Linked DNA regions of Homo sapiens: region 2 is linked to region 1. The links are chromatin loops, found by intact Hi-C in ENCODE. Cell type or tissue: endothelial cell of umbilical vein. All regions are shown on one strand. Each heading gives the region's core, and the rest is flanking DNA. Links, peaks and the distances in the headings are about the cores only. Region 1 holds the start of LOC105374117 (a long non-coding RNA gene). Region 2 overlaps SLCO2A1 (solute carrier organic anion transporter family member 2A1).

What was found. Peaks named below come from ENCODE experiments on the same cell type or tissue, not always from the same donor. Only the 100,000 strongest peaks of a DNase experiment are listed, where the experiment ranks them.
Region 2: a loop joins it to region 1, with 4 times the contacts of the local background. A loop is called at or near these places in 8 of 110 quality-filtered maps.

Annotation. Positions count from the first base shown.
Region 1 is chr3:134,064,639-134,070,003 of GRCh38, forward strand. LOC105374117 (a long non-coding RNA gene) reads right to left here and starts at 5,214. Exons shown (of 4, transcript XR_924516.3): 1 at 4,003-5,214; 2 at 1,318-3,532; 3 at 1,059-1,152; 4 at 1-328. RefSeq lists enhancers at 1,368-1,868, 3,245-3,745. In endothelial cell of umbilical vein, for the core only: no CTCF peak of the experiment used is centred there; a DNase peak (open chromatin) is centred at 2,523; H3K27ac peaks cover 210 bases.
Region 2 is chr3:133,942,666-133,948,030 of GRCh38, forward strand. It overlaps SLCO2A1 (solute carrier organic anion transporter family member 2A1), which reads right to left. Exons shown (of 14, transcript NM_005630.3): 9 at 4,591-4,780; 10 at 2,430-2,595; 11 at 1-103. Among named protein-coding and RNA genes, the nearest start is that of C3orf36, 16 kb to the left of the region's middle. RefSeq lists an enhancer at 1-500 and a silencer at 2,420-2,714. In endothelial cell of umbilical vein, for the core only: no CTCF peak of the experiment used is centred there; DNase peaks (open chromatin) are centred at 1,076, 1,816 and 2,536; H3K27ac peaks cover 3,672 bases.

The sequences.
Region 1 (5,365 bases), core at 84-5,083:
TTCACATTCCCATCAGCTTCCAAATTTTCTCCTGTTCTTTTGTATCCCCCTTATTCCACACTCCAAGCCCCTCGGATCTATTTTCTACCACTATCGTTTAGTTTCTGCATATATTTTAAAATAGAGCTGACAGGACTGGCTGATAGATTGGGTGTACATTTTGAAAGAGAAGGGTCTAGAATGACTCTGAGAGTTTGGCCTGAGTAACCAAAAGCTGGAGTTGTCATCATTTGAGTTAAGGGAGGAAGGAACCTCAAGCAGCTCCCCACGTGGAAAAGGCATTGGTGGCAGCTTCCAGAAGAGCCTGGAGTTGCAGAGACAGCTTGTCCTGGAGAACAGAGATGGAATTGAAAGCCAGGGCTAACTAAGCCAGGCGTGGTAGCTCATGCCTGTAATCCCAGCACTTTGGGAGGCCGAGGTGGGTGGATCACTTAAGCCCAGGAGTTCGAGACCTCACTATGTAAAGACATAGTGAGACCCTGTCTTTACAAAAAATAAAAAAGTTCTATGGGTCTGGTGGTGTGTGCCTGTGGTCTCAGCTACTTGAGAGGCTGAGGCAGGTGGAATGCTTGAGCCCAGGAGGTGGAGGCGGCAGTAAGCCACTGCCCTCCAGCCTGGGGAACACAGGGAAATCCTGAATCCAAAAAGAAAGCCAGGACCTGAGGGAGGTCTCCAAGGATCAAGGGTACCTGGAGACAGAGCCTGGCTCTGGATGGCTTGTGGACCATCTCTCTAGAAAAATGCACTCTTGTCCACAACTCTGCTCCCCAAAAGGAGTCACAGAGTCCCTGAGCCCTGGAAAGGAGCCCTTCCAGGGCAGACCTGTGTCATTCCATCTTAATGTTTCTTCCAGGGCAGACCTGTGTCATTCCATCTTAATGTTTCTGGTGCCCGCACAGTGCCTGGCCCTGGTAAGAGCTTGTACATGCTTATTGAACCACGTGGCTGGAAGAATAAAGGGAAACTTTTCCCTTCTACAGTTAGGAACCCTCTTCTGCTTTCTTCCCAGAAGGCACACCAGGCCCTGAGTCACATGAATAGGATTTGCAGTCCTTTACCATCAGCTGGAGAGCGATTTCCCAGTCTGTAATGACCACTCCCAGGGACTGGGAGAGTTTCCCTTTCTCCAGCTCTCACCTCTGGCCTGTGATTCTGCGAGAAGGAAAAAGCAAAATGACGTTTGATTCAGTAACACCTTTCAAGAACTTTCCCTCAGCTGACCACCCAATAACCTTGCCAGTTAGCTCTTATCATCCCCACTTCACAGATGAGGAAAGGGAGGCTACAGAGAGAAGACAGGAGCAGGTTTGAACCCACCATCTCTGACATCACTGCAGCCTCCCTGCAAGGAGGACGTTCTGTTGAAGAAGGGGCAGCACCCTTGGTGGCATTGTACAAAGGCTTGAGGGACTCTGCCTCTCGTTTGAGGGTCTCCTCACTGGGCACTGCCCCTGAACAGGTCTCTTTTCACCCCTGCAAACATATATAAGACATTGTGTACCAGGCGGACGACTGCCCCTCTGACCCACCTGCCCAGCACCCTACCCTGGCCTGTTCTCTCATGTCAGCCCCACATCGTCCAGGCCCTAAACTGCCTCCTCCTACCCCAGCTGTATGCAGGACCTCATGGAAGTACCTTCTGAAGACCCCAATCCTGCTAAAACATTCCATTGTCTCTGCTTCCCCAGTAAGCATGGGCGGGCACTCCCACTGTGTCTGGCCAGCACACAGGCAGCAGGCACTGTCCCAGCCCTCCTGCAGCCGGAGTGAGTCAACGGATCACCCCCAAGAGAGTCACGGTGGCCATGAGGAGTGCTGCAGAGAAGTCCAGGGCGTGGGACAGAGGGACCAGCCCTCCGGGAGGTCCATACAGGCATCCCAGGGATTGAGGGGAGAGCTGGGGCTGAGGGATGAGGGGAGAGCGGTCCAGGCAGAGGAGAGAGCTGACAGAGGCATAAGGGGAGGAGAGGCCTGTGTGCCTGAGGGTAGACCAGGAAGACCAGAGAGGATGTCTGGAGGGAAAGCAGAACAGGAATCTGTGAGCCTTGGACACCAGCAGAGAAGCCAGCCCAGTAGCTGGGCCCAGGCACTGGGGTCTAGCAGGGGCCTTGTTTTGTGTGTGTGTTGGCAGGGAGTCCAGGCTGGGTGGTCACATGGCAGGCCCCAAGAACTTTGCCCGTCAGAGAGGAGGCTGCTGATGTCCCCACCCAGTTTATCTCACAGTTTATCTGTGGAGAAGAATTTCTGCCTTGGTCAAAAACTCTCAGTGGACTGTAGCCCAGGCCTTTGGTCTGCTGAGAGTTTCTGACTGAGGCGGAAAGGCTGAGCCCTGGAATCTGCTGACCTCTGACTCCTGCAAGGCTCAGGAGCTGAAGCTCATTCTTTCCAGTGCCAAAGCCCTGCTGAAGATGAGGGCGGGCAAGGCCCAGAGCCGGGCAGGGCTGCTCAGAAGCATCCACTTCCCTTAGGATGGTTCACACAAAGGCCTGGACTCTCCCCAGAGCCTCCTCCCTCCTCCTTGGCATCCTTTCCTGATAAGGAGAGGAAGGCCTCTGAGGCCAGGGTCAGCTATAAGCACACAGCCAGGAAAGTGCCAGCTCATTGCTTCCTGGGCAGAGCCCTGCCAAGAGTCCTGGAAGCCAGAGCCTTTCAGGAAACTTTGCCGTTGGTTTTTGGAAACCTGTCCTGCCGCTGCACAGGAGCAGGGCACACACGGCCTGCATTGGGAGGGAAGTCCCAGTGGCTGAAGGGAGTGGGGTCTTGGGGGATAGCTGTCAGGCAGTGCCCCGGGTGTGGGGAGGGCACCAGCCTCAGAGAGACCTCACCCTTGAGCACCATTCACCCTCAAGCCTCTGGGGCCTCATCTGTAGGATGAAAATCATAGCAGGTCTGCCAGCGCCCATGGAGAGGTTTGAGACAGTAGGAGGAACTAAGGTGCTTTCAAACTGTGAAGGGAGACTCCCCTAGTCCTGTTATCCTGGGGAGAGACACTGAGGTCAGCCAGTAACCACAAGCATCCATGGGAAGCAGAGAATTGGTGAGCTGCCTGGGGCCCTCAGGGACCCACAGCGCCAGGAGTCAGGTGAGGGCTGATGGAGACTTCCTCCGCACTAGTGCCCTTGATTCTGAAACCCAGTGCCTGGGATTCTTCTCCACAGATAAACTGTGAGTGCTGAATGCCCCTGTCACGCCAAGACTTGGGCTTGCGTTTGGGCTGGTGACTTAGCTGGATCCGTTGAGAGTCTTCTGCAGGGGCAGGGGATGCACACACACGCATTCTGGGAGTTCAGACTCTCCCCGGGGCGAGGAAGGCACAGGGAGCCTGGCTGCAGAGCCCCGGGAGGTCAGTGTGTGGGCGTGAGGACACAATTGAGAACAATTCCCAGGCGGTTCCCATTGCTCTCTGCACTCCGTTCTGGGTCTGCCTCCGTGGACTCTTCCCTGTGGTGAGTTCTCAAGGGTGTGGGTGTGGGTGTGTTTCCTTCTCCTTAGAGCTCAGAGTGTGGGTCACAGAGCAGGACCTCTGCATCTGCTGGGAAGATGAACAGAACACACTCATGAAGAACTCTCAACTCAAGCCTCTTTGTCTCTAGCACCTAGCACAGCATCTGCCATATAGCAAGTGCTCAATAAATACCTGCTAGCTATTTGCTCCCCCAATAAACCCTGGTCCACAGTCTAGTACTATTGGACATTTCCCAAACATGCCTCTTGTCTTCCAAACATGCCTCTTGTCTTCTAGCTTCCCAGCCCTGTTCTTTCTGCCTGGGGAAAGCCCCTCTTCCAATGAACATTTGGAGTGTCCTTCATGGGCCTCCTTTTCTGGGCTGACTTCTCTGACCTGTCTGACCCAGACTCAACACCACCCCCAGTCAAAGACTCCCAAGGACATTCCTCAGTCTTACTGACAACTTCCTGAATCTAAGTGCTCACTCACGCCTCCCAACCCCAGCCTTTTCCCTGGCCCTCACCCTAGTCTCAGCACCTAACTAGGGTACATACCAGCAGATGATGTCCAGCAGTTTGCAAAGACGCGTAGGTGTGCACGTGCCCTCTCTGACTTGCAGGGGTACATATTATCAGTGCACACATGCACATGCTCGCTGCTTTTCAGGAGACACCAGGCTGGCTAATAGAGGTGAGAGGTGCTCGACACGTCACCTCCCTCCATTGGAAAGTAAGTGGTGGTTTTAGAAGAGCACAGAGCTGGCTCCAGGAAGCCTAGGCAGGTGACCTTGGAAAAAATCACCTCCCTGAGCCTCAGTTCCTCCATCTGTAAAATGAAGGCGTGGGATCAGGTGATCTCTAAGGTCTCTCTTGGCACCAGAGGTCTGACACAGGGACACTGGGTGATCACATCATAAGAATGGGATTCCCCAGGCCGGGCGCAGTGGCTCACACCTGTAATCCCAGCACTTTGGGAGGCCGAGGCGGGTGGATCACCTGAAATCAGGAGTTCGAGACCAGCCTGGCTAACATGGTGAAACCCCGTCTCTACTAAAAACACAAAATTAGCTGGGCGTGGTGGCACGCGCCTGTAATCCCAGCTACTTGGGGGACTGAGGCAGGAGAATCGCTTGAACCCTAGAGGCAGAGGTTGCAGTGAGAGCCGAGATTGGGCCATTGCACTCCAGCCTCGGCAACACAATGAGACTCCATCTCCAAATTAAAAAAAAAAGAAAAGAAAAGAAAAGAAAAGAATGGGATTCCCCAGACTGACTGTGTGGGGAAGGGAAGGAGAGAAAGGTGAAAGGCAGCCGGCAGTGTCCCTGCACTCCATGCTCCCTGGGCCCTTCTGTCCGGAATTGGTGGGTTCTTGGTCTCACTGACTTCAAGAATGAAGCCGCGGACCCTCGCAGTGAGTGTTACAGCACTTAAGGTGGCGCGTCTGGAGTCTGTCCCTTCTGATGTTCAGATGTGTTCGGAGTTTCTTCCTTCTGGTGGGTTCCTTCGTAGTCTCGCTGGCTCAGGAGTGAAGCTGCAGACCTTCGCGGTGAGTGTTACAGCTCTTAAGGTAGCGCGTCTGGAGTTGTTCATTCCTCCCGGTGGGCTCGTGGTCTCGCTGGGCTCAAGAGTGAAGCTGCAGATCTTCCCGGTGAGTGTTACAGCTCATAAAAGCAGCGTGGACCCAAAGAGTGAGCAGTAGCAAGATTTATTGCAAAGAGCAAAAGAACAAAACTCCCACAGTGTGGAAGGGGACCCGAGCGCGTGGCCAATGCTGGCTCGGGCAGCCTGCTTTTATTCTCTTATCTGGCCCCACCCACATCCTGCTGATTGGTAGAGCCGAGTGGCCTGTTTTGACAGGGTGCTGATTGGTGCATTTACAATCCCTGAGCTAGATACAAAGGTTCTCCAAGTCCCCATC
Region 2 (5,365 bases), core at 1-5,000, 120 kb before region 1:
TGAGGAAGATGGCCGGGAGCAGGAAGTGGGCACAGGGGACAGGGCACGATCCTGTCTTTGCTGAAGCGGATCCCCCGGTCACACAGCTGCAGTTCAAATAGATCTTCAAGAGGAAGGGGAGGGAAAAAGGGGGAAATTTGTTATTATTTCACTTTCACACACTTCAGACGTCTGCACCAGCTCTTGTTGGAGACTGAGGTTTCAACCCTTGTGTCCTCTGGGTCTGGTTCCCAGGGAAGCTGGGTGAGCCTGGGGCCAGGTGAGGGTTTCAAGCTGCCCCAGGGGTCCCACCTCTGTCACTGTTTGGGCAACAGAAACCATCTTCTGGGCTGGGCTGGGCTCCTCCAGAAGTCATATCTGCCTCTGGATGCCCAGGAACACTGCCAGGTTAGGCCCCCAACCCCCAGCTTGGAGCCAGGGGCCCAGGAGGGCTTGTGCCCAGCAGTGGTGGTTTTGCAGATTGTTGTTTTTGCTGTTTGTGTGTTTATTGCAGAGGGAGGCATAAACAGTAGGAGGGCAGTGGGAACACAGTGGAATTCCCTGGGTTCTGATTCTGTCAGGCCTTTGCTGGAGTTCCCTGCCTGAAAGGAACTCCTGCCTAGAAGGGACTCCAGAGAAGGAGGCCCCTGTCTCAAGTCTGCAAGTCCATATGGCTCAATACTGTTGTCCAACTCACTTTGGTGGCCACTGCCCTTGTCTGGTGGTCTTCACCTTCCTTCGCTGCCCTTGTCAGATGGCCCAGCCTGTGACAATTTCAGTGTCCAAGCAGTTACAAGACTAATATTGGAACTAAGGGACTAGTATGTTTCCTTCTGCCGACAGTGGTAACTATGCACCCTCTTCACTTGGCCCCTAGGAAACTCCAAAGTTAGTTATATAAAATATTGCTGTTACTTTCCTCAGTCTGGATTTTTTAGAGATTTTTTTTCTTTATAATTTACTGATTTTTTTTCTTGATATTTTGCTAATGGGTTTTTGTCTTGAGGTATGTATGCTGTTACGGGAAACTTGCCAAGATTATTTCTGGAAGTAGGTGACTCAGAGGTAAGTTAACAAAGATAAGAAAACCACAGAAGCCACCACAACTGGAAGGCAACTTAAAGAGCATCTTGTCCAAGTTCCTTGTCCTTCCTCTGCCTGGGAGCCACGCTCCTTCGCCCGCAGAGGTGGCAGTGGCAGCAGCCTTGCCCTGTCCTTTCAGAGGAGGTTGGTAAGTAGGCACTAGGCTTGCCCATCCCCTCCATATGGGCTTAAGGGAATAAGGCATGTTCCTAGCTTACACTAACTGCACAGTCTTCTCATTGCTCAGCAGTTCCTAAGCCTGGCCTGCCTGGCTCTGGCTCCTGCCTGCTCCCTGGCCAGCTGGGTGTGACACTCCTCCTACAGCACCAAGCCCGGCCTTTTCTCTTCTTTCCTACAGCATGCCCAGTACATTCATGCCCTTGGGACTTGTACTTGCTGCTCCCTTTATCTGGAATGCATTGCTCCTGGTGTGCATAGAATTCTGTTCTTCTGGTTGTTCACTTCTAATGTCACCCTCTCCCGGAGGCCCCTGGGAACTCTCCATCCTATTAAGTCCTTCCATGGCATGGGTTACTTTCTAGAATTATCCTGTGTGTTGATTTGATAGAATGCACCCTCCATGAGAACAGGGACCTTGTCTGATGGGTTCACCATCACATCCTCAGCACTCACGGCTGTGCCCAGTGTTCTGTTTATTGAATAACTAAACAAATGACTCAAGTCAGTTTGCTGCTGGCTGATCCTAGGAGGTGTGGAGCCACAGAAAAAAGGACTGTACTTTGCCAAGTGAGTCTAGTGAATGGAGGTTGCCCAAGTGGAAAGCTGGTGGCCAGAAGATACATGGCTTTGAATAGAAGTGCCCCAGACTGAGGCAGAGCCCTGGGTTCAAGTGCCAGGTCAGCCCGAAATAGCTGCATGATTTCAGGCCAGCCATGTGGCCACACCTGGGAGCTGAGGGGTTGAACCAAGTGCCCTCAGCTACTGCTTCTGGCTCTACCCTTCCAGGTCCATGTCACAGAAGCCTAATGCCCTCGATTTATCTGGGCCACGGCCAGCCTGCAGGACCCAGAGATGCCCATGAGGATCTCTCAGGATGGGGCTCAAAGGCCTCAGCTGAAGGAGTGCTTTGACTGGTTTCTGCTCTGAGCAGTTAGGCCTCAAGAATGTGAATTTGTTGGACATCGGCCAGTCTTTAATTGACTGTGGGCTGTCAGCATCTGGTCATGACCCCAGGGTAGGGAGGTAGAGAGAGGTTGGATGTGGCTCAGAGGAGGCCAGGATGCTGGTAATGAGTGTGTGTGTGGAGCCCTGCCTATCCTGGAGCCGAGAAACAGTCTTTGAGGGCATGCGCTGAGCTCCGAGATCCTGTGGGGCTCCTCTTGCCTCTGGACCCTGGCTGCCCTTACCAGTTGCTTGGAGGTTGCAGAGCTCATGTTGATGTTGCTGCAGCCGGCATGGCAAGGGGAGAGGTACTCGATTCCATTGTCTCCACAGACCGGGTGGAAGATAGAATCTGGGCACGAGCAGTCCCTGCGGCAGGCAGGAGACTGCGGATGTATAGAACTTGATGTGCTGCCAGCAAAAGAGGAAACGGGGAATCAAACAAAGCAAGACCAAAGAAAAACCCTACACTCCAGCCCAGTGTGAGTTCCTGGCCTGGTGAGTGTGTCTGTGCATCTTTATTTCTTTTGGGCCAGTGCCACCCTGGGATCTGAATTATGCCTGGTGGAGCCAACAGTGAATTTGCCACTGTTTAGTGGTCACGGCATCTCTCCATTTCTTCTGCCACTGGGAGCCCAAATCCACTAATTATGCTCTGGGAAGGCCTGGCTGGTGAATCCCTTGCCACAGTAGGCGTCAAGACAACCAACCACCCAGAAAGGGCAGCTGCAATGGGCAGGTCACAGACAATATTCGCCTTCCCTCTTCTTCAGCCGAAAAACAGTGGCTGGGACCGCTGAGGCAATCCAGGATTTAGTTTGCTGTCTGTCTCCTGGCTTAATGTAGACCTTGCCCAGAGTTACTCCATCCCCTTGAGCTTCAACCAGAGGGATTTCACTGGTTGATCTCACTGTTCCCACTGTTCCCCGGTATCTGATATTCATGACCTTCTTCGGGGAGGGTTGGGAAAGGGGCTGACAAACCACTGTCCAGATATTTCACTAGTATAATTATACGAATGAGAGTTCATCTCGTGCCAGGCACTGTGCCCGGGGGCTTTACATGCACAATCATCACAACGAGTCTACAGTGAATTATTTGCCTGTTGTGGATTAGAAAACCAAAGCTTAGATAAGGTAAGCAACTTCCCCCAACTAGTAAGGAACACTGGTATACAGTCCAGGCCTGTCTGAGGACAAAGCCATGTGCTAAACTCCCAGTGGACGCTGCCAAAAGGCCCAAAGGCTTCTCGGCTTTCCTCAATCCACAGTCAGCCTGCAGAAGTGCCGTACAGACTAGGGGTGAGCTCCCTACCCCGAGCAACCCTCCCTTCCCCCAAACCCCTTCTCTCCTTCACCCACCAAAGACAGAGGAGGTCATTTCAAAGAAAAAAAAAAAAAAACAGAGAAAATACCAGGGCTGAAAGGTACAGCATCTCCAAATGTTGCAACTTCATTAGGCAAAGTCTTAAAAAAAAGCTTGTTGACAGGTGGCACCCAGGAAAAATAAAATAAAATGCCCCTTGGTTGGCATCCTTCCCCTCACAGGGCTCTGAAGCTCTTCCTGAACATAAAGCCAAAGTTAACACTGTGACCCATATTGCTGTCTGCAAACCAACAGGCAGACTTTACCTGACCTTCTCCTCACCTGCCCTAATTTTTCAAGTCTGCCATCACTCTCATTATTCTTCTCCAGATCTTTTCAAGTCTCCTTTCATCTCTCTTCAGCAGCTCAATGAAACTGAAATTCTAGCCAGCACAGAGCTGATGCTAAACATAGCTTATTTCCTGGTTCCTGTGGCTCACAGCCCTACAAATTCATCCTGAAATCAAACAAATTAGTTTTTGGTGCTTCTTAAGAAAACAGAACTCTAACCCTGATTGCTGGTGGCCCAGTAAGAGCCTTTGATCTCTTCTTATAATGGAGCAGACCATTCAAGACCTGATTTTCTAAGTTGCCACGTGAGAGATCAGATCAAAAGTGGGCCGGGCGGGGTGGCTCACACCTGTAATTTCAGCATTTTGGGAGGCTGTGGCAGGCAGATCACTTGAGGTCAGGAGTTTATGACCAGCCTGGCCAAAATGGTGAAACCCCGCCTCAACTAAAAATACAAAAATTAGCCGGGTGTGGTGGTACACACCTGTAATCCCAGCTACTCGAGAGGCTGAGGCATGAGAATTGCTTGAACCTGGGAGAATCACTTGAACCTGGGAGGTGGAGTTTGCAGTGAGCCAAGATCACGCCACTGCACTACAGCCTGGGTGACGGAGCGAGACTCTGTCTCAAAAAAAAAAAAAAGTGTACAGCAAAGAATAGAGTTAAGGAAGCAGGAAGGAAGATGTATAACAGCCAGATCTAAGCCCTGGCCTTATTAAAGGGGATCTCTCTACCCCTTATTCCCATTACCTAGGGGGGTAGACTTCGGCCACAGTTGGGGTGGAGCATCCCATGAAGAACAAAGGAACACAAAGGATCATGGAGATGGTGATGATGGTGGTAGCTATGCGGGGAATGGCTTGTAGAGAGAAAACAAAGCGCTTCATGAGGATTCCTCCAAACAGCATCCCCAAGGCTGCAGCAGGGAGGTTCACAGCACCTATAAGTGGAAAGAAGGAGGTGATCCAGGTGCACAGGCCTGGGACTGCATGTGGGCTACAAACACTGAGCTGGATCACTGAGAAGGAAGCATGGCTTCAGGAAGGAACATTTGGTATGTTAAATTGTAATCGAAGTAGCTGACATTAATTGAGCATTTACTGCTTGCCAGGCACATCTAGAGAAATATCTTGAGACAGGATTGCCTTGCCTACACAAAAAATACAGAAGTGGGGTTCTTGCAGCTTAAGAGATGTGGGTTGAATATGCATTTATTAAGCACATTTCATTCCTTGGGGCCTCTTTGCATGGGACCGCATGGGGTTAGCAACACAAGAGTGATGACCCCTATGTACCAGTCAGAGATGGAAGGCCAGAGGGGTAAAGCCACAGCCAAGGACCAGCCAGGGGGTGCACGGGAGTCACCCTCCAATCTCATGCACTGATCACCTTGCCAACTCCATATGGTTAAACTCACCTGTGGGTTGGGTTGGGCCCAGTGATTTCCTAGGGTACTTGGTGGGACCACATCTGTAGTTCTCAACACAGTTGAAAAAATACTACTGCTGGGTGCCACCTCCAGAGA